2 separate regions of the Homo sapiens genome follow, and region 1 is linked to region 2. Evidence: read pairs that join two places in POLR2A ChIA-PET (ENCODE). Cell type or tissue: PC-9. All regions are shown on one strand. Links, peaks and the distances in the headings refer to the core of each region. The heading gives the core; the rest is flanking DNA.

Region 1 (16,214 bases), core at 6,065-11,064, 52 kb before region 2:
GAAAATGGTTCAATTCTAGTTGTTTTGGAGATTTTAATAAGCTCAATTCTTAACTATCAGTTCTGCACTCTTCCCACACAAAAGGTCCAAAACTTGAAAGGCTCTTTAAGTTACTATCAGTTTATTTCAATGAGATTTCTATATCTTGGTGCTTCTCAAACTTTTTAACAAAGATCCACAGGATCTTTGTTAATAGATTTTGATTTTATGGGTTGGAGTTGTTGGGGCCTGCATTACTAATAAGCTTCTAGGTGATGTTGCTGGCCTGCCGACCACACTTTACCAAGTGTCTAGATGTAACTCTTCAGCCCTTTCATACCAGTCAGGGTCTGTGAACTATAATATGGAGGGCAAATGTAATGTTTTGGAACAAGAGAGTGGGTACGTTTTGTTCTGAGAAGAAAATAAAAAGTATTTCAAATGTAAATTTAGAATCAAAAGGCTTAGAACTGAGAGACAACATATCTACGCTCTCTGGCAGGTCAATGGCATGAATCACATGCAAATGAATGAAATATTTTCTGACTTTTACTGGCACAGATATACTAAAATAGGTGAATGACTAACTCATTCTGTGATATGAAAACCAGCTCCCTGCCTCAAGGTGGGCCTAACTCTCTAGCACAACTCATGTTCCAGAGCTCCCCTCAGGCGCAGTCTGGGGTTAATTTCCAATTGAACCTACTTTCTTGCCTGTTCCTAGCCCTGCCATACTGTGCTTCACTTACTCCCCTTGTCTGAGAGCAGTCTGCCAGTACATCACCTAGCACCATGATCCTCATCTTAGACTCTGCTTCTAGAGAACATATCTGAGAAAGCTTATAACACTTCTCTGTAGAAGTCAAAAGATGTTATCGAATTCCAAGAAATTCCATAGTTTTTTAAAGAAAGAATTTAAAGGAGAGTGAGAGAAAGAAAAGAAAAAAGGAAGAAAAAAAGACCCTAAATGAAAACATCTAAATTAGAGGAAATAATGCTGATATGGTGATAATATGTATTTCTTGAGTTATTCTGTTTGTGGTTGAGGGTAGAATCATTTTCTCATGCTTAGTAGAAGGAGTAATCGATGTTGATTTTTTGCTCAAGTAAGGTGAAATGGGATAGCTCCCTCTGCTAGGAAGAGAAAATGAATGCTATCAATTCTTCATCTAGAGCACATTCATTTCTGCTCACCTTATGAAATTCAAAAGAGATTGAGTGAAAAACAAACTCACATGAAGAGGACATATACCAGATTATTGAGATTCCAATAGATTAGGTTGTATTCATAATAAAAAGACGAAGCAATTGTCTATGGTTAATGTCTCTTTACTTTATCTTGTCTTTGAATAAGTGAGGGAGTTATAAATAAAATGTTGTTTAAGGAGGTATATACATAAATTGGCATAATTAGATGTCATAATTAGGTGCCCATTGCTGTTCCAGACACATTTACATAATTGTCAGTGCTGCAATGAAAATAATTGTTTGCCAGTATTGCTTCTGTTAAGGCTGATAGTACCTTAGTTAGTATAGTTTGTTCTAAGTGGTTGTTTAGAAAATATTCTAAACTCTGATTGTGGAATCATTGTACACAGGCTTAAATATTAGCTTATTAAATCTACTTTTCAAAAGTAAAGCAAGGGACAAATAGCTTACATTTGAAAACTTTATCCATAAGTAGAATTTTGAAAAAATAAAAGTTTATATACATACATATACATATATATAATTATATACATATAATAATACATAGCCAATTTTAGCCAGTTTTCTCTTGATTTCAGCTTCTAAAATCTAGAGCTTCTTGAGTAGTATTTGTATTCCTTATTAACAAATAACTGTCCAAGATCAATTGAAATACAGCAGTTGAAAAGAAATTAATAGGATTCCACCATAGAGAGGAAGGTAGGGCAGAGATTCTTTTGTAAAAGTTAGATTTCTTTATTAATCGCCTGTCTTAGGATGTAGACTTTCTAAATACTCTTCCTCCAGATGTCCCTCAAACTTTTCAAGTCTTTTTGCAGACGTCACCTTCTCAGAAGGTCCTAGTTTGGCCACTCATTTTTTTAAATTGTGCTCCCCTCCACACATACACATCATGCCCTGCTCTACTTTAGTCTTCTCTCCATAACCTTATCACCTTCCACCATTTGATTTGATTTACTGTTTAAACATGCTTATTGATTGCCTGTCTCTTCCCCACCAAAAAAAAAAAAAAAAAAAAAAACAAACAAAAAAAAAAACTAATGAGAAAACAACCACAAAAAGAAAATTATTTGTTTACACAATTTGAAAGTTCAGGAATAGTCACCTGCAGGCAAGGCTGTATCCAGCAGTTCAAATAATACAATAAGAATATGCTGTTTCTTTCTTTGTTTTTCTGCTTTACTTCTTCAATTCATCCTAAGGCAAATTTTTCTACTTAGTGGCAAAATGACCTATAGTAACTCTGGGTTACTTTCTACTAGCCTAGAAATACCAAAGCAAGGAGGATATCATCCAACCAATAGTCCCAACATCAGAGCCAAGACTGCCTTTCAATGTTTATTCTTGAACCAATCACTGTGGCCGGGGTGTAATGCACACTCATTAGCCAAGCAAAATTCCATATTCCTACCTGGGGTTAGGGGTGGAAGAAATTCTATCTAAACCCCATCATTTGAGGTTGGAAGTATTATGGTTTCCCACAGGAAAATCAGGGTGCTGCCATCAGAAGATAAGTGTGTGGATGTTCGGCAGATGAGAACAGCAGGTGCTATGGAGTGAATGTTTGTATCTATCCCCAAATTCACCTAATCCCCAATGTTATGGTATGAGGAAGTGGGGCCTTTGGGAGGTAATTGGGTCATGAGGGTGAAGTCCTCATGAACAGGATTAGAAGAGACACAGGGGATCTTGCTCTCTCTCTCTCCACTGTGTGAGGTTACAATGAGAAGATGACTATCTGCAGACCAGGAATCAGGCTCTCACAGGATCTGGTGACACCTTGATCTTGGACTTGTCAGCCTCTAGAATTGTGAGAAATAAATGTTTGTTGTTTAAGCCATTCAGCCTATAGTATATAACAGTCTCAACGGACTAAAACAGCAGGTGTACACTAAAGTTCACTAGAACAGGGATCTTACCCTTTCATCTATCTATTTCTAGTGCCTAGCATAATATCTGGTGAATAGCAGATCCTAAATAAATACTTGTTCAATTAATTCTTAGGCAAATCACTATATCTATTTAACTTCAATTTTCTCACCAAGGACAGAGTTGTAACTCTCAGGAAGTATAGCAGACTCTCAGAGTGGGGGAAACATTTGTAGTTCACAAAACCTTGAAAAGATTGTCATATACACCCCCCATCATCTCCCATTACCACCTGTTGAAAATCTTGTTTTAATCCAGCAAGACTTCCTTTTGGTGTAACATGTGACTATTACCTTAATTTTATCCAAATCATTAATCAATTGTTTTGCCTAATCTATAAAATAAAATTTTCTTTTCCCCTTTCTTCTTAACAAATTTAAAAATGTAATTTATTTTCCTACTTTCTTGTCATATATTAATTCTCTATATGATAATGTAAGAATGTATTTTACTCTATACAAAAAGTAAGAATGCATTTCTAGGTTTCATCTTCTGTTTCTTCAACCCTTTCTGTCAGTTCATATGATAGTTCCATTCTTTGATAATTATAACTTTATAAAAAATTTATTATCAGATAGTTCAAAGAACAAATGTCAAATTTTTGTATTTGCTAATTGTGCTTCTTTACTAAAAGCATCGGCCATTTGTGATTTAAGTATTTAAGAATATTCTTATTGTGAATTGTGATGCTCATTCATTTATTATAGGTTAATTTATGAATCCATGAATGCTTTGACATACGTTTCCTTTCTTATCATAACAAATTACTGTAGCAATAGTAATGGCAGTTAATTCTATCATATGAATGATTTTTGGCTACAAAAATTGTTCCTAATACTAAATAAAATGAGTGCAGCTCTTTTGTTCTAACTACCCTCTTCTACTACCACTAATAATTAATGCCTCTTTTGCTTGTAACATCATTTAACTTTTAGGTAGACAGTTATATCTCCCCTCAGCCTCCTTTGACTTGAATGAATATTCCCATTCTCTTAACTATTTCTCACAGGTCTTGTTTTCCAAACCTTTTAACATTTTTGTTGGTCTCTTCTGAACTACTGACAATTTTATTTTTAAAAATACGGTATCTGATATCATTACCTGAAACAGAATTATTTCCTCACAGAGCAGAATCAATTCTTTTGTTTAAGGATTTTGTTTGTTTGTTTTAGCTATTATATAAAGCCTCTTTCTAACCTACAGGTGGATTATACTATTGCTTAACTGGTATTCCCCTGGTTTTATAGCTATTTGGAAATTTACCAAATGTCATCATCAGACCCCTGCACAGATGTACAAAATATAATGAAGCAATTATTTAAAGGAACATAAAACTAATTGTTTTTTTAAAACTCTCCAAGTTGATTCAGCTGTTAACTCTGACCTGCTTTCAGCAGGAAGTTTACATGTAAAGAAGAGAGTATTATCTGCAGGTGTGAATGCCCCCCTTGACATGGTTAACTTAACAATTCTGTTGTGCTATTTGTCCTTGTTCATGTTTTGTTTTTGTTTTTGAATTCTTCCATTTTACATAACCAGGACTTTCAGAAAATGCAAACATCTATGCTTTTCACAATTATAATAGACATTGAAGTATTATAAAATTGCACAAGGGAAAAAATCCCAATTGACACTAAATCATGATTCAGAGGAATTGACCTGTCATTTTACTATTAATGTGCTGATCACATTTTTATTGTTATTCAGATATGACATGATGTTATATAGTTTCCTTGTATAAGGATGTCATGTACAGCATAGCACAGTCCAGGATGCATGTATAATACTATTATATTTTCTGATAGCCTGATGCAACGTATTGTCTGATTACACACACGTTCTGTAACATACTGTTACAGCATCCAACCATGCGTCTTTAATGAAACTTCAAACCTTTGTGCAATATCAATCTGCCAAAGAAAGTAGTCCCTTTGCAGGTGATATAAGCAAACTCAGCTGCTTCCCTTTTGAACTTCCAGTTTCCTCTCTCATAATCAATCTAGTTGCTACAATTATCTATGTGACAGATGTTAAATGGAGAGATGTTCAATTTTCCCAAGGTGTTATTATATACATATTTTATGTTCATTTGTTTTCACTCACCTAACTGCTTCATTGGAAGGAAATTTCCTCGATGACTGTCTTGGGTTGTGAGAGCTCCACATCTCAATCCTAAATAAGCCTTCCCTGACCTAAAAAAGTGTTTTACTACCCCATAAAAATGAATTCTTTTGCCTTGTGTCTACTCTTCTAGCTAATGATTAGATCCATATTTCCCAAAGAGTTATCTCAGTAAAATGAAATATTTTCTATGACAAAAGGGTCCTTTGATCAAATAGGGTTGGGAAGTTGTGTATTTTACTCACCTCTTGGAGAATCACAATTTGCATTAGAAAAATAAAGGTTTTGAAAAGTCCAAGAATGAAGAAACCTGTTTAAGGCAGTGATCCCTCAACATTTTTGGACTTGACATTTGATATGTTTTTATTCCCACATAGCTCCCATTAACAGTCTTTGGAAATCACTTGGAACATTGTGAAATATTGCTTTGCAACTGTATTTCATCCTGTGATACTTTCTCTGTTGATTTTCAGGTGAAGTCTAAGTCCAAGGAAGTACATCAATGGTGTTTCCTTAAGAAATTGAGCACATCTGTAATATGTATAGGCAGATGAGATAGAAGTGTATTTACCTAAGCTTGGGAGATGGGAAGAGTGAGTGCCCGTACTAATTTCCGGAAGAAGTAAATAATTCTTAAGCACCTATTTTATGCTAGACACACTTACATACTTTATGTACTTTTACTCATTCAACAAATATTTATGAAATGCTTATTATTCTATGAGGTAGGAATTGGTCTAGAACAAGGCTAACACCCCATTCTGATGATGCTTAGATTATCATGTTGAGTCTTCAGGAGGTAAGGACTCTTGTCTTTATTTTACAGATCTGGGAATTGAAGCTCAGACATGCTACAAAACTGGCCCAAGGTCACAGAGGTGGTATGGTATGTCAGCATGGAAAGATATGTGGAGAATCACGCAGGTCTCCTCATGAGGCTTACATCCTAGCCCATACCCCCTGTACACTGGGCCTTGCTGCAAGGTTTTAGAGTGGCTGACAGCAGAGACCCACAGGAGATGAAATCAGGGGATTCATACTCAGAGACGACTCATCAAAGCTACTGTCCTCAAGATGCTTGATTACCTGTTACACAAGTTCTTTAACAACTACCTATAATAACGCGAGGAGATAAACCTGGAGGCATAGTTATGTGCTTAAATAACACTCTTTTCCTTTCCAAGACATTTTGCATCAGCATTCTTAGTAAACACTTTCATCTTTGGTTCCCAACCTAACTTTACAGGGAAACTTAATCTATATATTTACAAATCACTCTCCAAGATGAGTCTCAAACCCATCTTTAAATTCACAAAACCCCTTATTCTGCCTCTCACAGCTGAGAATATGCTGTATCCAGAAATTCTCCCTGAGTCTTTGACCCATGGCTTTCATGGGGAAACAGAATGGGCTTTGAATTCTAGGTTTGAATACCTGCTCTCTTTCTTACTTAGAGATCACGAACAATTCAAACCAGTTTTATTCCCCCTCTCCTCTTCTCTCCCCTCCATTATACTTTCTCTTGCTTCCTTAGAGCCAAGATGCTTTTTCAAAGCTGGCTCTCAGGGAAGGATTTAAAATGCATTTAGAAAACATAGATTCCTTTTCATTCTGTCTCTAATAGAATGAAGTTTCCCTTGGGGATGTTGAGGCGATTGTCTTTTGGACTCCTGTAGAATGTTATCCCACATCATTGGCTTTAACTTCTGCCTGAATGCTGTTGGCTCACCAGTGTTCAGGTTGATGTTTTCTTCTAAACTCTAAACCCCCATTTTCAATAACCTACCTGGCATTGCCATTTAGATATATTGTAGTCACTTCAAATTTCCTCATCCAAACCTGTTCCCCCTTAGCATTCCCTACCTCAGATCCACTCTGTAACTTAGCTGTTATGTAGGCCTTACCTTTGCCAAGAGGGGAAAATTTATATTTATATCCCCATGGCTCTGCATGTTCTCACCATGAAGTTTCAATCATGGCACCTCTAAGTCATGACAATGCTGATTGTTTACACAATCTGTCTTCCCCACTAGACTGTGAGCATGGTGAGGGCAGCTAGCATGTCTTATCTGCTTTTACATTCTCAGGACTTTACAAGTGTTATATATGTTGAGTTTCAAGTGCTTGATAATGGCAGGCAGGAAGGAAGGCATGAAGGAAAGAGAGAAAGAAGGAAAGGAGAGAAAGAAAGAGAAAGAAAGAAAGAAATAGAAAGAAAGGAAAGAAAGAAAGAGAGAGAGGGATTAAACGTAAAGATGATAATTTCTATGACTGCCAACTATTTGCTAAGGATACTTATAGTTTAAGAGATATATAAAGTTCAAATTAAAATAGTAAAACACTAGCAGCATTTTCTGTATTTGTTAAGCAGTGTTTCTGAACTTTATACAAAAAAAACACACTAAAGAAGAATGTGAGGATATAGCTACTAAACTTGTTTGAATCCTATAAATATGAAGTTTAGGACTCATCTAATTTTTTTAAATATAATTTTTGGTATCTTGGATTGAGAGGCAAAAATACAAATTGTAGGTTATGTATTTATAATCTGTTGTTACATAGTCAAAGTGTTCTTTTAGTATGACATCATAGATAAGGAAAGTCTAAGATGGCGGTCAGAAAATTTCTCTGAAGTTGGAAGCAGTCTGGAATGCTTTGTCTGGAATTGCTTGACCCAACTCTTCCCATGATTTCTTCAGCTTACTGGCTTCTTTTGACTTTAAAAACAAAAAATAGGGACTATCGCTATTTATCAAGTTTGTACAAATTGATTCTCTCTGGGATGATAAAAAAGGATCTTAGAATTTGAGCATCATTTTATGTGTCATCTAAGGCAGAAGGTTATCTGCATATTAAATGCAGTAATGCCACAAAGAACCCCCTTTCTTCTTATAATAGAACAACAAGAAAACCGTAGCCAAATTTCCCAAGTTTTTCCACATATAAAAATAAAAGGATCATAAGCCTTCTGGTATTTAAGATGTTATCAATGTTATTATAATTCATTCAATACACAAACAGGGGAGATTCCACAACTTTCTCTATGATGTTGTTGACACTTGCCTTTCTGACAATGAAAAAAAACCTAACTATCCTATTTTGTATTTTTCTTTTTAAACATTAAGGGCTTTATTTTTAAATGGCAGACTACCTCACTGCACAAAATAGAGAACATCACACAAGTCACTTGAAAATGAGGGCAGGGATCTTCCAGTCTAAAAGGAAATATATATATATATATATCTCTCTCTGATAAGGGGGGGTCATAATGACCGGACATGGTGGCTCAGGCCTGTAATCTCAGCACTTTGGGAGGCTGAGGAGAGCAGATCTCTTGAAGCCAGGAGTTTGAGAGCAGCCTGGCCAACATGGGGAAGGGAAGGGAAGGGAAGGGGAGGGGAAAGGAGGGGAGGGGAGGGGAGGGGAAGGGAAGGGAGGGGAGGGGGAGAGGGAGGGAAGGGAATTACTTTAAAAAAATTTATTTAACAAACCCTTACATAAGGCTCGCCTTGTACTAGGTGCTATTCTAAATCCCCCAATACTGATTTATTTAATTTAATCCTACTAAGGACTCAACGAGATAGATTTTTTTTAAATCCCTATTCTACAGATGAAGGAATTTAAGCAAAAGGTTAAAATCAAGGTCACAGAACAATAATTAACTGAGCCCGGAAGAGTAAAAGTAAAAAAAAAAGTAAAAAAAAAGTAAAAAAAAAAAAGAGCATTAATCATGGCCCACTTTTTATATGTTTATCGTTAAGGGCAACACAGTTTCTTTAAAGTAAATAGCTTTGTCTGTTGCAAAATCATTTTTGAGAAGAGCTTTGCAAATGGACTTAAAACCTTGTCTGGATCCTGATTTAAACAAACTAAAAGAAAAAGAGACATTTAATGAAATAATCAGGAAAGGTTGAACATAAACTGGGTATCAGATAATAATAATGGATTATTGCAATATTATCCAGTGTGATAATGTTTTGAAACTTCTTATCTTTTGGAGAAATAGTAGTTGTTATGGATGAAGGAATGAAATGAAGGGATTTAAAGAGTGAATACATTGATTAAACAAGAATGGTAAAATGTTGATAATTGTTGGAGCTGGGTATCAGGTACCTAGATTATGTTATTCTCTCTAATTTTGTGTATGTTTAAAATTTTTTACAATTAAAAAGTTTTTAAAATACTGTTGATTCCTACGGACAGATTTTGAGATTATAAGAAAGGAAAACTTCTTACATTTAATGCAGTAATAATATTGATTGTAATTAATGTAAAACAATATATCCCACAAGGCTTTTAACACATATAGCCTTGAAACCATGTTTTGCTTCTTTTAAGCAGTGATTTAAACATGTCTATCATGTATTATAGCCTTTCTCACATGACCAAGTGATCACTTTTTCAAAAGATGTGGTAAAAGCCTTATAGTAACAGCAGCTCTGTCTTCTCCAAGATAGGGGTCCACTGGGGCTGAGTACTGACATTTTCCCTTAGAGAGAGTCTGTGCCCTCCAGCTGAGCACAGCCCCCCATCACTCGCTATTGTGTTACTCTCACTTGCTCTAGCTCCCTGGAAGAGTGTAGCTATTGCAAATTACAACTCTGAAGCCGTATTTCTTCTTAGATCATAATGTGCAATAAATTATTTCCCGTGTTCACACCTCTGTACATACTGAAGACTCCACCTGAAATTTGCCCCAAATCTTATCCAACCCCAATCCCACTACCTGCCTCTACATAATTTTTTCTGCCTGGCTAAATTAATCACATTCGTTAAAATTCATTGCCTTCTCTTAATCTTTCCAAATGGGCCATTCTAGGCTTCTTTATCTGTCTTAGCCATTTACCCTGTATAGTTGTTGGGGGAAGGCATTGGGTTTTATTAATTTTTGTATTCTCATCTACTAACATAGTTCCTGAGTTATAGAAGGGATAAATAAGTAGTTGGTGAATGAAGGAATAAATTAAGCTGTTTACTTAAGCTTTGCTAACATACCTGTTATACTGACCAAAGTTAATTTTTTTTCAACCAGATTTGCCAATATCCCCAACCACCAGTCATCTAATGTCCTGGCTGCTCATCTTCCTATGACTATGATTAGGTAATTTGAAGGTGGAAATTAGATATTTGCTTAATGTTACAACCATAGGACTCTCAGAGAAGCACCATGTATGCCACAGGTATGAACAAACTAGTTTATCACACAATTTTTAATTATTGTTAGACTTAAGAAAATCATAAAATTTAGAGCTGGAGGGGCTTTACTCTTTCTTCCTACTTTTTCATTTTATAGCAAGGATATGGAGATACAATGAGGTTAACTGACTTGTCCAAATTCATACCAATGCTTAACTTTTTTTGGTCTTTTTCCAAAAAATTCAATTCTGATTCTACATTTTATATTAGATAAGGTTAACACTTTGGCGTTCCTTTTAAAGACCCGAAGCTTATACAAATGATGCATTCTGGAAGGTGCATCATTTCCCAAAGTTCTATATCATTCTAGAAAGTTCTATTGGAAGTTTTCGGCTAGACCATTATCCTTATTGTTCCTTTTGAAACTATAACTATTCATGCTGGATGCTTATGAGTTTTTCCCTCTAATTATTTTCATGGAAAACACTATCTACACGCATTTTTTTTATAAACTGTCCATCATGTTTTGCATATAACTTTAATGGTATTATGAAAATAGTAAAGTATGAAATATTTAAGAAACTATTTTGGTCCAGTTACCAGAGATTGCTAATTCTGAAAAGATCAAGATATAATGGCTATCTCTGATATGGTGTCAAAGTGACATCACAAGTTTTACAAGAGAAAAGGTTGTTCACAATACCAAACAGTTCATCTTGGTCAGCCTGTCTCCGATGAGTAATAAATCCTCCCTGTTTGCTAACTCAGCCAACTGATGTGCTTGGTTGGCCCTAGAGAATTTATAGTCTCTTTCTAAACATTTATTACTGAGTGGATTAGTATATTTATAATTTCAGGATCCCTAACAAAGTCTCATCCAGCCATCTCAGAAATAAAGTGGCATCATTTATTTGAGTTATTTGAGTGGTAACTAGAGTTTCATGAGTATTCCCCCTCCAAATCCATCTCTGTCATGCCTGTCAGTAAGTTAAAATGTAGTTAAGCTAAACTAATTATTTTTTTAAAGACAAACACCTCATTCCACATCACCAACTCTGGATATAGTTTAAAAGTGAATCAATCTCCTTTATGAAAAAACTAAACTCCGGTAATTCATCTACCTAGAATAACCAAAAGAGAAATAGGTCATCATTGCAGCAAAAACAATAAGCTTAGCACTATTTGGAAGAATCAATAGTGTCATGATAAATGAAGTGCCCCTCTTGTATTGCTGCAACAAACCTCCTGTGACTGGGAAGTTGCAACTGACTCCCCACCAACCCCCACTCCCATACAGTCAGGCCCTAGGGTTCTCTCTGAGACTCTTCTGAAATAAGTGTCTAGGTCACATAAATCAAAAATTGCCTCACAGATACAACTACAGTCAGAAGTAAACCAGTACCTTCTGAAAGGGCACCCCAATAAGGCAAACTGATTTCTGGGCCTTTGTCATATTTTCGGCTGTGCTGGCTGTATCTTGCAGCCACCCTACTTAGCAAGTGTGACGGACACTCAACGCAGGGAGAACTTGATGTCATTCCTGCTGACAAGGACGTTAACAGACTATATTCTTCTTGTACCATTCTGAGGCACATTAAACAAAGAAGTAAGTGGTCAGAATGTTCAAAGTTAACTGCAAACAGGAAAAAGAAAGTTAATGTGACACACTGCAGTATTCTCTCTTAGCATGCAGTTGCAAGCTTTGAAAGTCCCGTTAAGTATCTCTTTTTTAAGATAAATACCTATTAAGTAATGTATATGCACAAGCTGAAGTGTTAAATGGTTTGTTGAAACCTATTAGAGTACACAAGATGATAAACATAAATTATAGCTAATATACTGCACCAGTGATTTTTAAACATAAAAATTACTGACACTGTAAAAACACACTTGAGTCATCGTAGCAGCATAATAGCACTAATCCATGTTTATCCAACCATGCACTTTTCAAAAACAACACAAACCTTTAATAAATGCTTTGGCTTCACCTTGACAACTTATATGGGTTATTGCCTCGTTCATGCCTGGATAACCATGTGTTATGACTTAAATGTTCTTTAATATCAATTTATGCCTTGAAGAAAAAAGATTGAATAACATAGTGTACATATGGTTCAATTTATTACAGCAAAACAATCATTTTAGTTTGAAGATATTTTCTCATGGTGCATGTCGTAGAAATCTTCTTCAATAGAGCTCTCAATAAACCAGATTTTTTATGTCACAATAAATGAAACTAAGGCAGCTAATTGTTGCTAAGATTCTAAATAGATGGGTCTATTTGGCTTCCTTGTCAATCAAGAAATACATTCCTTAACACTTGTATTTCTGGATTCTAATGTCTCTAATTGGATTTTACACTATCTGATTAACGAGGTAGTTTATAGGCTACTATAAAAAAAAAGATACTCAAAAAATAGAGGAGGAAATTGTAGATCGTCAGCATTATTGAAGTCAAGAACAGACCAAGAATCACAAAAACCAAATGGGAAGAAAGAAAGGAGGAAGTGAATTATAGAGAGTAAATGAACATTGTCTTTGGTAATCTTAGAAACGTTTCTGAAATAATGAACATGCTACTGTTGAAATCAGGATTTCCAGGGCACTGAGTACACCCCTCCCCCTCCACACACACCAAAATTCCAAGTCTTGTAAGTAGATAGTTACTTTTATTTGGCCCTTGCTGTGTGAAGAATTAGGGTTCGGTCGTACGCTCAGTACACTGATATGAAAGCTCAAAGTGGTAGGTGAGATTGCAGATGACATGGACTCTGCAGGTATCTATTTCCTTCAGAAGAGTTAGCCAGTCACACCAACACTTATTCATAAAAAGGGAAATATAACCAATATATTCACAAATGGCTCACAGTAAGATAGCAAACTCTACATCAATTTAAAAATATATTCCTTTATTCTTTTTTTTCATTTTCTCTCTGCCAATCAATACTGTTATTTGAGAACACTTTCTTGGGTGGAGGATGGGGGTAAAGCGGAGCAGATAGGCTAAGAAAAGATTATATTAGTGTCTGATAAACACTTGCAGGGACGTGTTGAGGAAAGAAGACTTCACGGAGAAGATAGCTTTGGTTGCTGAATCTTGAAAAACACAAATTAGTCTGAAAATGACCCATGGGATATGATAGAAAGCCAACAAAAAATAGACATGTCTTCCTGAAATGAATGTTAACGGTAAAACTGAGAACCAAAAAAATATATCCAACAAATGCTAGGCAATGGAATATTCCACGTACATAATAAACTTGCTCACTTCCAAATAGGGTTTCCTTGAGATGCTCCACTCAAGCAAATGCTAACTCTCCTGTTTCTCAATGAGTCTCTGTAGCTAACTAAATTCAATCTTTCCATACGGTCTTTTCCATAACCACTAGCTTTCTCTCACCAAGGTATGTGGAATAGGTGAAAAATATTCTTGAAACTAGATTCATCTTGCTAGGCACTCTAAACAAATCCAATTATGAACTGATTAATAAAAATCCAGTCAATCTTAACTTTCTTGTTTTCAGAACTTGACTGTCTTTCTATATAGTTCTTCAAGTTTTTGATTGCATTGGTTTTTCTTCCTAGAATTCCTTCCTCTCTCATCTCTAAATACTCAAATTCCACCTATCTTTTAAAGCCCTAATCTTATCTCACTGCCACAAGGAATCTTCCCTGATTGCGAACAGCTTTGAGTAGAGCCTGTTTCCTCACCACTCCCACAGTTTTCTCCTGAACTTTTTCTATAGAACTTTCTGATCTTTATCCTCTACTATCATTGTTTATATTTGTGTTCCTTATCTTCCCTGGTAAACTCTAAGCTCCTCAAGGGCAGGCAGAGCCATTACTTTTCTCACTCTGTGTCTTCCTTAGAATTTAGTGCTGTACCTTGAGTGGCATAAGCTGCAACCAGGCTTGTTTAATAAAACATGATTATCTTCCATAATTTTGAAGCTTTCTTCTATTAATGCTAGAGAACCTCACCATAATGAAGATTATACTTTTGCAAAAGTATTAATGAAGAACTCTCATGGCCTAATTACCTCCCAAGGCCCCACCTGCAAGAGATATTTCTTCTGTAGCCCTATTATTCTGTTAACAGCAACAAAGAAAAACATTGACTTACAACCATTACTTCTTTCACTTCAGTTCTACTCTTAATCCATCCAAAGGGACTGGATTTTACAACCCCATGGTTTACAAATACATATGGGTATTTAAAGCACCAAGAAATATGACTGTCTTGTGTATCCTTGTAAATATCGTGGTGACAAAGTACAGAGCATTGTCTCCTAATAGACTAAGTCTATGTGTGTGCCCACTGGAATGCATACTTGAACTGTCTAATTCTTTCCCATTATCCATTAGCCCAGGACACATATTCTGGGATGAGGCTCAAAGTCAATGACTGTTTATCATCATTAGTTCCTCCAAGCAATGATCTACATGTAAGTCCAGATATTGTTCACTACAGCTTCTCCAGCCCATCAGCAGCCAGATTTCCCCTAGAGCATCCTTAAGTTATTCCAGCTTGAGGAAACTCATCCCAGATTCCAAATGTGGAGGTCCTTGAGCAGCATGTGAGTAGATTAAATAGTCTACATTTATGAGGTCCCCTTGGGAGCATTACCTCTGTAAAAGAAACAATACATGCAAATATACAAAGTCATGTAAATATCACTTACTCCTTTTATAACAGCAATAAATGTGTTTTTTAAATCAACCACTGGGGATGGGGTGGAGGTGGGAAACCTAGCAATAACAGAGTCTTGGTAGTAATTTAGAAAATGGCTGCCAGAATCTCTGGCTCACTTGATGAAAAAATTATCCTTTCTCTGCAGCTACATGGATGGTTTTATGTGATAACTAAAAGAGAAGACCATCCAGCAGATTAGAACAGGGACCTGGAAGACAAATCTCACAGCTCTAACTTTGGCAATGCTGCCAATTTGCTGGGCTGATCTTTGAAAAGTATGTTTTCTGTTACAGGGCATCATTTTCCTTCCTAAAAGTACAAGAATGTCATAGTGGAAAATGTCTGGATAATGTTTTTATAATTTTCTTAATAATACATTTAAATTACAAAATAAATGGGCTTTCATGAAATTTTAAGATCATCTTAAATAAAAGATTTTATAATCTTTTAGAAATGTGTTTCCATGTTCCACAGAAATTGGATTTTTAACAACTGGGGAAGAATCCATCTACTCTGTTTAAAAGGCAGAAAGAAAAACAAGCAAACAAAACTCTTAACTTTCCCCATGATCCGTATATTTTAAAAATCTATGAATCTGTACTTTTAAGCTATGTTTAGAAATTATGTAAGCAATGGTGTTCATTTTACTTCACATAATTTTTCCTTTTCTGGTGTAAAAGTCTTCATATGCAGAAATGCAATCTGCATTTTGCATATATTTACTCATATATACTCCAGGGTGAAATTTATAAACTCATCAGGGAAAAAAAACAATCCAGGCTGATGTAAAAGTCTTAGGGATACTGCCTTCACAATTGTCACTTCCGCATTTCATCTTGTCCTTTCTACCTCTAATGACAGCCTCGTTATGAAAACCTAACACCAGGCTATGATATCATACATTTATAATCTAAGGTAAATTTAAGATAGCATTCGCTTTCCTCTAGGGACCTTGGATGTCAAACCTAAACTCAAATTTGAAACATTTGCACCCTGTTAAAGAAGTTTAGAGCACCACCAGTTGGTAGATAAGAAATTCCTAGGGGTAAGAGTTGAGAAGCAGGGGCAAGAAGACTTCTTCAGTATCCTAGAAATCATACTTCATAAAAAGTAACAATCTATCTGAGCTAAGAAGAAACCCTACGAA
Region 2 (16,214 bases), core at 5,639-10,638:
GCACATACCCCAAAGTTCAAGAAACTCTAAGTAGGAAAAATGTAAAGAAATCCACACCTGTATACCCACAACTGTATCTATACATCATAGTTAAAATGTTGAAAGATTAAAAACAAGGAGAAAATTTTGAAAAGAGTAAGAGATAAAAGTGATCATCATGTAAAAGTGATACCTGAAGATTAATAGTTGACTTCTCATCAGGAACAATGGATGTCAAAAGGCAATTTAAAATGCTAAAAGTTCAAAGATATGAAATCAACCTAAATGACCACCAATGGCAGATTGGATAAAGAAAATGTGGCATGTCTACACCATGGAATACTGTGCAGCCATAAAAAAGAGTGAAATCATGTCTTTCATGGGAACATGGATGGAGCTGGAGGCCATTGTCCTTAGGAAACTAATGCAGGAACATAAAACCAGATACCACATGTTCTTACTTGTAAGTGGGAGCTAAATGATGAGAACTCATGGACACAAAGAGGGCAACAACAGACACTGAGTTTTACATAAGAGTGAAGGGTGGGAGGAGGGAGAGGATCAGAAAAATTAATTATTGGATACTAGCCGTAGTACATGGGTGATGAAATAATCTGTACAACAAACCCCCATGAGATGAGTTTACCTATATAACAAGTCTGCACATGCACCCCTGAACCTAAAATACAACTTTAACAAAAAAAGAAAAAACTTACTAAAAATTAAAAAAATTTCCAACCCCAAGAATCTTATTTCCAGCAAAATTATCTTTAAAAAATGAAAGTGAAACAAATACATTCCAAGATAAACAAAAACTGAGAGAATCTGTTGCTAGCAAATCTGTCTTAGAAGGAGTTTTAAAGAAATTTCTTCAGACATGAAAAAACAAAGCATGGTAGTAAAGATAATGATCTAGCATAAAGCAATATGTATATAATTGTATTGTTGGGCCCATAGCATGTATAATATACTTGATGACAGCAGCACAAAGGAGGTGGGCAGGAGCATAGTTATATTGGAGTAAGAAAATAATACCAGGTTATAACTAATATCCACAGGAATAAATGAAGGGATGAAAAAGATAAAGAAGAAGGCTAACATAACAGTCTCCTCTAATATATACTTGTTCTCATTTCTCTTTGGAATTTATTTAGAAAACACTATTATAACAATGTATTGTGCTTAAAACATATATGGACATAATATGTGTAACAATCATAGCACAGAAAAGAAAAGAGAATTTCACAGGAACAATGTCAGTGTAAATCTAAAATAGAGTCAGGTAATGGAGCAGAATTGAAAGTCCAGAAATAAACCCTAATATTTACCGTCAATTGATTTTTTACAAGGGTGCTAAGATAATTCAATGAGGAAATGATAATCTTTACAACAGATGGTGTTGGATAACTGGATAGTCACACTCAAAAGAATGAAGTTGGACCCTTTTCTCAAAAAATTAACTCAGAATGGGTTCTAAGAGCTAAAACCATACAACTCTTAGAATAAAATAGAGAAATAATTTTTTATGAACATGAGTTAGGCAAAATAAAACACCAAAACAATAGTGAAAAAAGAAAAAATATACAAATTGGAATTTGCCAAAATTAAAAACTTTTGTGCCCCAAAGGATACCATCAAGAAAGTGCAAAGATACCTTATGGAGTGTGAAGAAATGTTTGCAAATTTTGTATCTAATAAGAGAATTATATCTAGAATAAATTAAGAAATCTTACAACTCAACAATAAAAAAACAAATAACCCAATTTTTAAAATAGGCAACAGATACAAATAGATGTTCTCCAGAAAAAAAATCTGTGAATGATAATAGGCACATGAAAAGATGCTCAACATAATTATTCATTATGGAAATACAAATCAAAACCACAATAAAATAGAGGGCATACCTCACTCATTTTACTATGTTTTGCTTCATGCTGCTTCAAAGAGTTGTGGCAAGCCTTCATCCAGCAAGTTTATTGGCACTATTTTTCCAAAAGCACGAGCTCACTTCATGTCTCTGTATCACATTTTTGTATTTCTTGCAATATTTTGAACTTTTAAATTATTATTCTATCTGTTATCAGTCATGTTTGATGTTACCATTGTAATGGTTTGGGGGATACCAGGAACCACCCATACAGGACAGGAAACTTAATTGACAAATGTTGTTATGTGTTCCAACTGCTCCACTGACAAGCCATTCTCCATTTCTCTCTTTCTTTTCAGGCCTCCTATTCCCTGGGACACAATAATATTGAAACAAGGCCAATTAATAACCCTACAATGGCCTCTCAGTATTCAAGTAAAAGGGTTAGCTATAATGCTATTATACACTTCATGGACTACAGTATAGTGTAAACATATCTTTTACATGCACCAGGAAACCAAGAAAATTGTGTGACTTAGTTTATTGCAATATTCACTTTATCATGGTGGTCTGGGACTGAACCCATGCTATCTTGATGGTATGCCTCTACCACTTCACATCCACTAGAATGACTAAAGCTAAAAGGCAGACAATAATAAGTGTTGATGAGGAGAAATGGGAACACTCATATACTACAGTTCCACTCCTATTATATAACCCTATGTATATATCTACAAGAAATGAAAACGTATGTACACATAAAATCTTATACACAAATGTTGATGGAAGCACAGTTTATAGCAGCCAAAAAGTGGAAACCACCCAAATGTCCGTCAACTGATAAACGGACAACAAGAATGTGCTATAGCCACACAACAATATATTATTCAGCAGTAAAATGGAATGAAGTACTAATACAAGCTACAATATGATGAACCTCGAAAGCATTCTGTTAAGTGAAAAAATATGGTCACAGGGCTGGGCATGGTGGCTCACGCCTGTAATCCCAGCACTTTGGGAGGTTGAGGCAGGTGAATCATGAGGTCAAGAGATCGAGGACATCCTGACCAACATGGTGAAACCCTGTCTCAACTAAAAATACTAAAATTAGCTGAGCATGGTGGCACATGCCTGTAGTCCAAGCTACTCAGGAGACTGAGACAGGAGAATCTCTTCAACCCAGGAGGCAGAGGATGCAGTGAGCAGAGATCGTGCCACTGCACTCCAGCCTGGCAACAGAGTGAGACTCCATCCAAAAAAAAAAAAAAAGAAAGAAAAAAAAACCAAAAATATGGTCACAAAAGATCATATATTGTAGGATTGAATGTTTATAAATTATCAGAATAGACAATTCTATAGAGAAGGAAGGTAGTTTAGTGGTTGCTCAGTGTTAAGAGAAATGGGGAAATGGGGAGTGGCTGCTAATGGGTATAGGGTTACAGGAATATTTCAAAATCAGATTGTGAGATTGTGGTGATTGTGCATGCCAAATGGGTAAATTGTATTGTATTTGAACTATATCTCAATAAAACTGTTTAAAAACTCTATTACTGAAAGTCTACCAGTAATTATTCCCAAGTTACAATGAGGAGATTAGAGCTCAGAAACGGAAAGTGGTCACCCAATTCCACGTAAGCAAAAGCTACCAGAAATAAGTTTGAGACTTAACTCCATCCAAAAGCTAGTGCTTGTTCCACCTCGCCAAACTGTACACCAAATATATAATTCATCTTCTGATAATTTATATTGTTTTATATAGAGACCAAAACATCAAAAAAAAACTTTTTAGAAAAACAAGGATTGGGAGAGTGAAGAAGCTTCATACTCTTAACTGAAGCAAACCAGACAAATTTTCTCAGGTATTACATAAGAGAAGTGCTTATTAACTGTAATGTTGGATTAGGCATGTTTGTGAGGGTGGTGAGGTAAATTCAGATAAAACCTATCCCCTGACTTCAATGAGTATGGAGTAACGTCAAACACAAAGTGCAAGCATGTGCTGTGATGAACTCATACTCCGGGAAAATACAGACAGGAGGGATCTGCATCAGGTAAGTTCTTTTTGAGGTGACGTTTGGGCTGGGCTGACTCTTACAGGACACATAGGTTTTTAGGTAGATAAAAAAAGTATTTTCTAGTTAAGGAGTCTTAGCCAGTCAGTTCTCCTCTCCAGAGTTCTGACTCAATGGATAAGCAGGCCCAGGAGGAGAAGATGGACATTAAACTATCATCTTAATTACTAATAAAGCTATTTGGAGAATATGATTTATGTGTGTGCCCACTTGGGCTTGCTGAGTCATCACCTCTAAAATTTCATGAATTTACAAAAATGATGAGTTATCTATTGCTATGTAACAAATTCGAAAGCTTAGAGTGTTAATGTTTCATTACTTCTAATGACTCCATAGGTTGACTGGGCTGTTCTACTCCGTGTGGTGTTGATGGAGTCACTCATATTGGCTGCATCCAGGTGGCAGGCAGGCTGGGCTGTATGGCCGAAGAGGGCTGCCCTACATGTCTGGAGCCTTAGGGCTGGATTTGGCCATGATGATTTGGTTGTCCTCTACGTGGTCCCTTCATGTGGAACTTCCTCTCACACTCCTTGTCTCTTTGGCAAGACAGGCTGGATTTCCACACAACATGGCAACTAGATTCCACTAGGGGAAAAATGGAAGCTGTCAGGCCTTTTAAGGTCTAGACCTAGAACTCATAAAGCATCAGTACCATGGTACTTTTATTGGTGTAAATAAATCAGAAGTCCAGCCTGGATTTAAGAAGCGGGGAAATAGATTTTAGTTCTTGACAGAAAAATAGGTAAGCATGTGCAGGAAGAGGAGGAATTGTTGGCAGCCTATTTTGGGGGATGATCCCAAACAGACTTATACATGTAGTCATAGATATAGCTGAAAACATCAGGTCTTTATAACCCATGGATACTGATGGCATGGCAGAGAACAGACAGAACAAGTACCCTCTATAGACAAGAGGATTCCAAACAGAGAGGAAGGAAGGCACTGCTCCAAGACTTCTCCGTTCCTTCTCCCAAGTTCACCAATCAAATGAGTTCTCCTCCCCAGAGTAGGAAGGAGTAAGGGAGTGGAAAGGGGACTAGAGGGTTTCTCAAGCAGTGTGCTCTTCATATGGAAGCATGAGGACTGACGAATAAGTGGTCCACCACGATGCTGAGCAGAAGTCACACAGAACATTTGCAAAGCCAAATATTAGAAGGTGTACATGAACTCTACGACTTCCCATTAGTCAGCATGGCTTGGAAAAGTGCCAGGATGTTGCTGTCCAGAGCAAAAGGAAAAAAAATGAATAGGGTTTCTTTTTCTGTGATGATCTCACCAGTACCTCAGCCAATGTGCTCAACTCCATGTGGAGTTACTTGAGAGATATCTGTTCTTCTTCTTCTAAAATAGGATTTAAGTTTGAGTACATACTTATGAAACCTGAAGATGGTTATTTTAATGACAGATGAGAGTAGGGCCTATATTGTGGAGGGGTATATAAATTACAGAGACAGAAAACCCCCCAGAGCCGTGGCCAAGTCAGGTCATAACCTTCAGGCTCTTTCCATCCTGTGCAGAAGTTCTAAGGATGTGCACGATTCCATCATCTAATTAATGCAGCCAGTTCTGAAATGCTGTTGATGCTCACTCTTAATGAGTACATACAGTAAGGCAGGATGCTTCCATTTAGATATGCTAATGAATGTAATTGTAATTTTAATCCATCTTCTCTTCAAAGCAATTGAGGTTTCACAACCTAGAAAAAATAGTGGGAGATTTAGGAGTATCAAAAATGGGCTTTCTCCCTGAGGTAATTCACCTGAAACAAGAACCCTCAGGTAAAAAAAAAAAAAAAAATTAAAACTGTAAACCACCATTTGGTGCAGACTAGAGAAGGATTATTGTCCTCATTTTGGAATCCCACTGGGCCTAGAACACTCTGTGTTCAAGGACTCTCAAAGTTGTTTGTTCTTTTTGTTTGTTATTCCTTCGAGTTTATTTTTAATGGTTGTTGATTATAAGAACAATGAATTTGAAAGCATATTAGGACTGAATTAGGATACAAACACATACACAACTGTGTTGCATTACTAGCTGGGATTGGGGGTTACAACAACAGAGGTTAAGATAAAGGGCAGACACAGGTTCTGTGGAGTCCAAATAACCAGGGTACTCTCTTTTAGAAAAAGAGTTTAAATTAAGAATATAAAAATTAGATACTGGGCCTTAGAAGGGGTTGAGATAATTGAGGGTCTCAAGGCTTAAGTTTTATTGGTTTCACAATAAATTGACCTCTGTTGGAAATATAACCTTGTTAAATATAATATATCTTCTGATACTTTATATTGTTTTGTATAAAGGTGAGCAGTTTTTCCATCATTGACATATGTGTTTTGTAGCAGAGAAGAAGAATTATAGGGGATAAGAGGATATGTTACTGAGAGGTGTGTTAATTTGCTAGCGCTGTTATAAAAAAGTACCACAAACTAAGTGGTTTAAACAAAAGAAATATACTGTCTCATAGTTCTGGAGGCCTGGAGGCAAGATCAAGGGGTCAGCAGGGATGGTTCCTTCTGAGGACCGTGAGGGAGAATATGTTCCATTCCTTCTGCTTTAGCTTCTGGTAGTTTACTGGCAATCTCTGGCTTTGCTTGTAGACATATCACCCCAATCTCGGCCTTCAACTTCATCTACTGTTCCCTGTGTGCATTTCTGTCTCTATGCCTAAATTTCCCCTTTTTGTAAGGATACCGTTCATACTGGATTAGGACCCACCCTACTGACCTCATCTTAACTTGATCATCTACAGAGATCCTATTTCTAAGTAAAGTCAAATTCACAGGTACTAGGGGTTAGAACTTCACTATCATTTTGGAGGGCACAATTCAACTCATAACAACAGGTGACAAGATATTGATATATGAACTAACTTAAGAAATTAAATGTGGCTGGGTAAAACCCACCCACCATACTGCTTACATCCTATTCTAATAAGTGAAAATGTGTTTAGAAAATGTCAGAATTGTAGCAACATAAAACCAACTTGGGAAGCAAACCTAAGTAATTTCTTCCATTCTATATCTGGCAGACTCCTATGGCTCCTTCAAATTGTTCAGGCATCATCTACTCTGAGACACCATTTCTCATTCATGTAACCTCTGTTTGTTCCTCCAGATCCACCTTTTTCAACCCTGCCTGGCCTCAGCCTGAAAAGGCTTACTTCATGGGCTACATCACCTGGGCTCTTAAGTCCTTTAGCTTCAGGCTGGGTTCAGCATATGGGGACCCCTAAGAGAAGACTGAAATAGGTAGGTGGGTAAGGCCTAAGGATGTACACCCAGCATCCTTCCTGTGAACTCATCTCTGGCTGTGTCTCAAATGAAGCATACTGTTCCTCTCGAGTTCTCTGATTCTACATCTCTTTCCCTTCAGGCTCTGGACCCTTTCCTTTCTCTGGTCCCTTTCTTTCCTGTTTGGATCTTGGGTGTAATAGCTCAGGTTCTACTGAGCCATGGATGTGGGTTCTTTGCCCTGTGTTTCTTTACAACCATCCTTTTTTTTTCGTTTCAGAGCTACTCTTTTAAATGACTCATCTGTTTTGTACTGGGACCCTGACTCATACATCCTCCAGTCCCCAAATTTAATCACTTTCTTCTCTATCCTACCAGTGGAGGATTGTTGTTAATATCTAAGGAGGAAGTTGTTAATATCTAAACAAACATACTTTATTGCACTATGTACATGTAATGGTATTCACAGCCTGACTTTCCTACTAGGTTAAGAGGAGACAAATATCAAGTGAAACCACTGCAGGAGCACCACCGAGTAACAGTGATATCCAGCCCTTCCAAATAAGAATTTATATACCAGTTATCACTAAGTCTGAAATCTGATTACATTTGCCTCTTCTCTTCCTTCTTTCCCCTGTTTCTGGCAATTCACCTCTAAAAACAGCTGATCTAGCAGTTTTAAGTTCATTTCGGGATAATGGGTCTTCCCTACACAGCACATTGTTTATCAAAATAAAGTAATGGAGAAGACATAATCTTAGTGACAAAAGAGTCACAGTCTTAGGAATTATTAGCTTCAGTTCACATACTTATATCTGAAAGAAATTGTACTGCCTTTGCCATAAATCAACTCATTTCCTAGGCTTAGAGGAAAAATTAAACTTAGCCATTTTCTGAGTTCTACTTGTTGAGTTTTGCATAGTGGCAAGGTATTTGGAGGGGGTGTTATGGAACTAGTTATGGGTCACTTGTCTAGAGAGTTACTGCTCACACTTCTGCTGTCCTAGAAGTTCTCTATTCTTTCTTTGCTCTCTCTCTCTCTTTTGAGACATAGTCTAGCTCTGTCATCCCAGCCAGAGTGCAGTGGTGTGATCATAATTCTCTATTGCCTCGCATTCCTAGGCTCAAGTGATCCTCTCACCTCAGCCTTCCAAGTAGCTGGAACTATAAGCATGCACCAGCACGCTCAGCTAATTTTTAAATTTTTTGTAGAGACAGGGTCTCACTATGTTGCCCAGGCCGGTCTTGAACTCCTGAGCTGAAGCAATTCCCCACTTCAGCCTCCCAAAGTACTGGGATTACAGACATAAGCTACGCAGCCCAACCTCTCTGCTCTTTTTATTTCAGGTTTGGGGCCTGGAATACTTCTGCAAGGCTTCCCCTGCACTTATAGACATAACCATAGCCACAAACCATTTTCTTTCTGAGATTCTTCTTCACCATCAAAGCTACATGAAAGTTCTATCCCAGTCTTTCCTCTTTCTTCCCTTTTAAATCTCCAACCTTCAGTCAAAGGAATATCTCTTTCCTGTTTGTGTTTTTTACTAAGATACCTTGTCTATGTCTCAGTCATCTTTATCAACTGTTTAACATATCTGCTAAGGTGTCCTAAAGTCTTAGGATAATGGAACAGAAAAGCCACAGAGAATCAGGGCTTCAACTTTGAGCATAGTGACACAGAAGCAAGTAGAAAATAAAGGGTAAAAAACAACGCTTATGGTGATTAGCATTTCAAAATATTATCCTACCATCATACATTGATCTGGGGAGAAACTGTTCTTAAGGAGAGACACGAACACACGTAGCTGGAGAGGGCAGTGTGGTTGCGTCACCATTTATATCAAATTGCATGACTAAAAGGATAGGAATCCATGATGTGATTCATTAATTTACCCAGAGATTGCCCAAGTAACAAGCAATCAGCAACCCACCTGCCATGAGCATGGGTGGAAAAGGTGCTGCCATATACGACTGGAGAAATCCCCAGCATTGCCAATGAGTGACTCTGTTACTTATTTGAAACTTCAAGATGCGCTTGCTCCAAAAGGCTGCTTGCTACCATTTCCACTTTTGCCTGACTCCTGAATTGTCTAAAGTTGCAATTTGGTGGCTCCTCTTATCATTCCTCTTACCCACCAAACTTGCAGATTCACCAAATAGGGCCTACTTCGACTTCTCCTTTTATTCACTTGCCCAGGAATTTAGTGGCTCTAGATTAGTGATTCTCAAATTTGAGCATCTCTCAGAATTACCTGAAGGGTTATTCAAATGCAGACTGCTGGGTCCCATCCCCAGAATTTCTGATTTAGTAGACCTGGAAAATTTTCATTTCTAACAAATTCCCAGAAGTTTCTTTCCCCAGGTAATTCTGGTCTAGTAATGTGGCCACACAAATGCTTAAGTTTGGAAATGAGATCTTCAGTCCTGCTCTCCTAAAAGCAAAGTGTTTCAGTGACAAAGAGATCACTCTATTTTTTCTTTGGTAAATGACTATTTTTTCCAGCCTGTGTGCTTTGATACAGTCTAGTTACTCTGAAAATTTAAGAATTTTATTCTCTAGAGTCACTTTCAGGTCAGAGAATTATTTATTCAATAAATATTTAGTAAGCACTTACTTTCTGCAGTAGGTATTATGAGATGTATTTATATGACACATATCCTCCATGAAAGAGGCAATACTGTGTCGTCAAAAGCATGTAACTCTGGAAGTCCCAAAGTCGAAATGAAAGCCCACCTCTGCTCTAAGACATTGATTCTGGTTAGAGTTAGTCACAAAAGAAATTAATGCAAGATGTGGAAGCAGCAGCCATTACACTCAAATTTTGCTGTAGGGCAACTGTTGCAGCTTGTTCACGTGTCAATCATCTTGTGGCCCACTTCATAGGAATATGCAGCAGCCAGTTTGCAGCTCTTCCAATTCCCATGGAATCTCTTCCTTCAGCTTCTCCAAGACCTGGCCCAGGTGCTTGTACAGACACATGGTGAAAAGCTCCAGGTCTTTTTGTCAGCACACTACTCGCTTCATTCAGGTTGGAGGCAGTGAGACACAGACATGAATTCTAATTTGTCTTTACGGGATCCGTTTTGTTTGTGGCTTCCTATCTGTCCTAATTTTCTCCCACTTTATGTAATCTTTTCTGAGGCACCATTGTCCCTTATTACCTACAGTGATTTCCATCCCATACCCAAAGAAGCAATGACTTTCTGTAGAACTCTTTATAAGCTCTCCTCTGTACTTAAGGCATAATCTCTATCATAAATTCCTTATTTCACATCAGTCTTAGTGGTTCTGCTTCTCCATAAAAACATGACTGAGGCCTGGCATGTTGGCTCACTCCTGTAATCCCAGCACTTTGGGAGGCTGAGGTGGGCGGGTCACTTGAGGTCAGGAATTTGAGACCAGCCTGGCCAACATGGCAAAACCCCATCTCTACTAAAAATACAAAAATTAGCTGTGTGTGCTGGTGTGCTCCTGTAATCCCAGCTACTGGGAAGGCTGAGGTAGGAGAATCGCTTGAACCCGGGAGGTAGAGGTTGCAGTGAGCCAAGATCTTGCCACTGCACTCCAGCCTGGGTGACAGAACGAGACTCCAACTCAAAAAAAAAAAAACAAAAAAAAAACAGACTGACAGAGGCATTACTCACATGGACAATGATAAGAATGCTGTTCTTTAGAGTTTTGCAATGCACGACCTATGCAATCATATATGTTAGCCCTGCTCTAATACTTAAGATCTAAATGATCTCGGTCAATCTATGGAACTTTGCCTCATATGGAACTTCAATTTGCTAACATAGATAAAATGCCCTGACCACTCTAACTTAATGTAATCATCCCATCTCTGTTGTTGTTCTCTATACTCTTATTCTGTTTTGTTTTCTACATAGCACCACTCTCCAAATCATTTATTTATTCCTTTGTTTACATGTTTATAATCTGCATCCACTAGAATGTAAAATTCATGAGGGAAAGTGTTTTGTCTACCTTGTTTACAGCAGTATCAGAAAACACATGTTCTTACCTCTAGAACATGCCTTGGTACTCATCAACTATGATGGCTGGCTGAAATTGAAGCCATCTAGCTTGGCTGATTGAACTCATCCTAACATGAATTAATGACTAAATTAATAAATGAATAAAATTCCTCAAAGAATGGCTAGTTCATGGAGATAACTCAACATACAATAGTATTCTTTTTTAAAAAAATTGGAAACTGATAGTGGAAATGAGGTCACCATTAGCAACAATATCCAACAGATTGTGATATATGCCATAAAAAATGGTACTACAGAATTTGAGAATACAGGAAAGTCACATGCAGTTAAGTAATAAACCAAGGCTTTGTGGATAAGGAGACGTTTTGTAGGGGCAATAATTTTAACTGGAGAAAGCTAGATGGAAGAGTGGAAAAAAAGGGGAGCAAAGCAGGTGTTTAGCAAAGCATAGATTGTGTTGAAATAACAAATGGCCTTTTTTTTTTTTTGCCTGGAATATAAAGTTCTTAACAAGAAATTTATGGAAGTTAAATAAGTTAAGATAGAAAGGAAAATGAGGACCAAATTATGAAAGCCTTTTAATTACTCTCTAAATACTTAAAATTTCATTTTGTGGAACAGTATTTCACTAAATGTGTGCTCCACAGAGCACTAACACTAGCTATTCAAGACGCTTCAGAAAAAAAAAAAGCATTCATGGTCAAGTATCATATCCTTTATCTTCCTCTTGGAATACTGTAAGTACATTACCATATTTAAGACTCAGGGAGTCCTGAAGTAAAGGAACCTATTTAGTTTTGTTTAGCCCATGATTCCCATATTTGCTGATGGAAAGTTTTCCATGCAAAATGCACAGTGATATCAAGCAGAATTAGCATTTGTTGGATAAAGTTTGAGAACATTCCACCAACATCCTACGGTAGTTGTCAAGGAAATACAACAACAAATATGACACATTCCTGATCATCTGGGATGTAGCCCTTTTACTTTATGTAGTGAAAAAAGCACAAGGTTTATAGCATGATTTAGAGTTGGAAAACAATGTATTCCAAAATAAGTCCATAGAAATATTCATCTTGAAACGGCAGATAATAAATATGAGTGTTGGAACTTCTGTATTTGTCTGAAAAGAAGACAATGAAGCTTTGGATTATGGGTTAACAGTTGAATGCATAATGCATTCCTTCATCCCCTTTCCCCACTCATGATCTGGCCCAGGCCAGCTGAGAAACTCCATGAAACATGAAGGCAGGGTGATGCTATACTTTCTGAACTTTTTTTTTTTTTTAGAGAGGGTCCTGCTCTGTCACCCAGGCTGGATTATAGTGGCGTGATTTCATCTCACTGCGGCCTTGACTTCCCAGCTGAAGCCACCATCCCACCTCAGCCTCCTGAGTAGTTCTAAACAGTTCTTGAGACATGAGGGCATGTGTTAGAAGGTCAGAGTTGGGAGAGTGAATTTAAACCAGGTGATAACATAAGAGAGCTAAAAGAGAAGACTCAAGTGGAGGATGAGGTGTGATGCAAAACAAAAAAGTGGTGAAGGAAATAGGGAAAAGAGAAATGAGAAGTCACAGATTAGACAAGTGGGAGATAGTCTTGGGGAGCCCAGGAGATACACAGATGCTATTAGGATACAACTTAACGTAGTGCCCAAGGCCAGGTTAATGTAAAGGGACAAATGCAGGAGTCAGAGGTTAAAGGCATTAAGGAGGAGCATCCTTATAATCTGGAGGCTGACTAAGGTGGAAACAAACACAATCTTGTAGGAAAATGGGCTTTTGTCAAGAAGCTTGGTGGATAATTTGTATTCATTACTCTTTTCCTTAGAAAGAGATGGGAATTTTGCTGAGCAGACATGGAAATGGACTTAGACATGGAAAGTTGCCTGGGTTTTCTGTCCCAGTGTAGAAGCTAGCCTCCAGGAAGAGAAGCAGCCCACTTCTCTGTATTTATCTAAGTCCCCAGTGGCTGTATCTGTATGAGATCTGCTAGCAAAAGAACTTCAACTTTCAGTTAATGGCCACTTCCTTGTGTAGATCTCTGTAGCCATAGATTCAGGCTTAGTAGTAGTATGTAGTAAGAGTTCAATAAATATTTGATGCTCAAATAAAAGAAGGAAGAAAGAAAAGAAGGAAGAGAGAGAGAAAGGGTGATCCTGCCCAAGTTCAGAGAACATATAAAGATTCCTTAACAACATGAGGGTTTCTAATAAAACCTAAGTACATTATGTAAAAGCCTAATGACAAAGGGATGGTCTTACAAATTTTCTCTGAGTTTTTGAGGCACCAAATAAAAACCAGTTTATCTTTCAGATGCTTCCTAATTCTTCATCTTTATTACATACTGTAAACAAAAGGCAATTTGTGCATTTCCACGACTGAGTCAACTTTCAAAGTCTATTTGCTAGTGTATTTGCTGTGAGTGATAGGACCACTCTGAACATGTACAGACAGGCACATCTATGTAGAAATAGAAATAATCAGAAAATCAGATAAAGAAGAGAAAGACATGGCCATCGGATGAACCAGATAATATTGAGGAGAAGATGGGTATTTTGGGTCTAAAATTAGTTCAGGATATTTATACAGTTCACAATTTCTGTCTGCATAGACACAATGAAGTGGCCTTCCTGCGATCAGATTTTCAAAGAAAAAACAGCAATTCTTATTTGTCATTAACATTTGCCTAATGCATAGTGTCAGTTGACATTAAGGAAAGTTGTTCAGGTAGAGTTAGGGTAGACTGAATTCTTTGAGGAAGGAGAAAGAAAACTGGATTATTCCGGTACTAAGGTAATTTAAAAATCCATAATAAATAAAGTAATGAGATTTTCAGAGAATCACTTAAGCAGGAAAAAATGGCATACAGTTACTAAATCTATAGGAGTATAAGGATTCTTTAAAAGTTTTACCTCATAGCTTACTGAACAGAAATTTTATTTATTTTCTGATAAAAATAAAAGTTCTATTTTTCTGGTTTTGTATAGAATCAATATATTGTTTTGATATTTGTATAAATTTTCTGATGAAATTAGTGTGTTGAAAATCAGCATAGCCATCACACATTAAATGGATATTGATCTAACATTAGAAATAAAAAACAATACCCATTAAATTAATCAATAAGGACTTAATTCTTGATGAACTCAGCAGCCCAAGGTGGGGCATTTGTTTGCTTTACCCCTTTCTAAGCAAACTATTTCATATTATAGGAAATAATCCAACATTTAAAAGATTATGCTGGGGGAAAAACAGCAGTCGTGAAAGCTGCAGTTTGTAATTGCAAAGTTAATTATCTTTCCTAAACCATCAGTTGTCACTTAGAGAGACCAGATTCTTGCAGACTCTCCAGGGACTGCCTTTATTTCATTCCTAATGGCTTGGGACCCACCATTTTGCTGTCTCTGAACATTTGGTCACTGAATGCACCATTTATGGAGTATTGTTTAATTAAGGACAAATTAAGAGAACTGTGCACAGAATTTAATTTCATAGGCTCTGTAAATTCTTTTAAAGAGGATACTAACTATAGGCATGATAAGTTTTCATTATCCATTTCTTCTATAAGGTATTGACAATTTATTGTTTGCAACAGTTCCAAGTTTTGTTTACTCTTCAGGGGATTTTGTTGGCACTGTACTTTTTGTGCTTCACAGAAATCCTATGGATGCATCCAATCCTTTATTAACCCCTTCTGTTCTGAATCACCCAGATGCAGAAACTCACATGTTTGAAAGATTGCATTTGGCTTTTGTAAAGACCAGGGATTTATGGTAAGGGTCAAATGAGAACTGCTATAATTAAAACATGTGCTCATTGTTTTAGATCTTGGGGTATAAAGCATCCCAAATTGATAGTCATTCATTCATTCTTTCGTTTGGTAAATATTTATTGACTGCCTGCTATGCTCCAACAAATATTCTAATGGAGAATGCACCATTTGCTAAGAAGTAGAAGAGTTCTGAAATATTTTGGTTTTACAATTTTTTTAGAATAAATTTGCACCAGAATCCCCACTGCATCCTCTGAAAAGCCAAGTATACCTTATAAGTTGTAAGAAACTTTTGATAGAATAATTGTGCATTTGATATGAGGTGAATATTACAGATCTTATTGTCCAAATTCCCATATGTTACTGATGAAGATTATGGTTTATAATATAACATGAGCCAATATTTCTAACAAAGGCTCTTAACTTATGAACCCTTCCTCCATTGCAGAGTTATCTCCAAAGAGGAGGGACAATAGAATCATAATTTTGTAGATCTGAGAGTAGAGGGACCTTGGGTCCTACTTCTGCTTTAATCGTCCAAGTGAAATCAAGTCTCATCAGAATGCCTTCTTCCTTTCATAGATCAGAAGCATAAAGAAGGGCATTTGCATCATTTGCCTAGGTGGAGAGGCCAGAGCAGCCCTTTGAAGAGGACTTTTGTGACACCTCTGGTCATGGGGAAGCAGCCAGATGGAGGTAGGATGTCATTCCAAGAGACAGCGGACACCAAGAAAACATGTGGTAAGGATATGGGGAAAAGCTTCAGGGTAAGGTCAGATGGGGGACTTTAGCTCAGTAGAAGGAGGATGAATGAGACCTTGATTTAGAGGGATTCAGTTTAGCACAGGCCCTGTCTCTGCTGCTGCTGCACTATGCTTCGGAGACAGAAAGCCTTAGTGAAATTCAGAGTTCCTGGGCCAGATGTAGCCTCCTGATGTTCTGCAAAGCCACATCCTCACAGCAATTGATCCTCAGTGTTCATTAGACCCACAGAGCTCTCTTGACTCCCTCAATCCAGAGAATGTATTTTTAACTGAGGGAGACTACCACCTTCAACTCCAAACTCCTCAATTAATATAAGCTTTTGATGAAAAACCCAGGAAGTATATTGCAAACAGGCATCAAAGCAAAGAGCACAGGACCTGTTTTAAGAATAGAAAAAAAGGCCAGGCACGGTGGCTCACACCTGTAATCCCAGCACTTTGGGAGGTCCAGGCAGGCAGATCACAAGGTCAAGAGATTGAGACCATCCTGGTCAACATGATGAAACCTCATCTCTACTAAAAATACAAAATT

The links. Peaks named below come from ENCODE experiments on the same cell type or tissue, not always from the same donor. Only the 100,000 strongest peaks of a DNase experiment are listed, where the experiment ranks them.
Region 1: POLR2A ChIA-PET joins it to region 2 with 7 read pairs; 2 of 35 experiments call an interaction of 5 or more read pairs at or near these places.

The regions. Positions count from the first base shown.
Region 1 is chr3:18,853,875-18,870,088 of GRCh38, reverse strand. No RefSeq gene overlaps it. Among named protein-coding and RNA genes, the nearest start is that of KCNH8, 290 kb to the left of the region's middle. In PC-9, for the core only: no CTCF peak of the experiment used is centred there; no DNase peak of the experiment used is centred there.
Region 2 is chr3:18,801,444-18,817,657 of GRCh38, reverse strand. No RefSeq gene overlaps it. Among named protein-coding and RNA genes, the nearest start is that of KCNH8, 340 kb to the left of the region's middle. In PC-9, for the core only: no CTCF peak of the experiment used is centred there; no DNase peak of the experiment used is centred there; H3K4me3 peaks cover 499 bases; H3K27ac peaks cover 1,222 bases.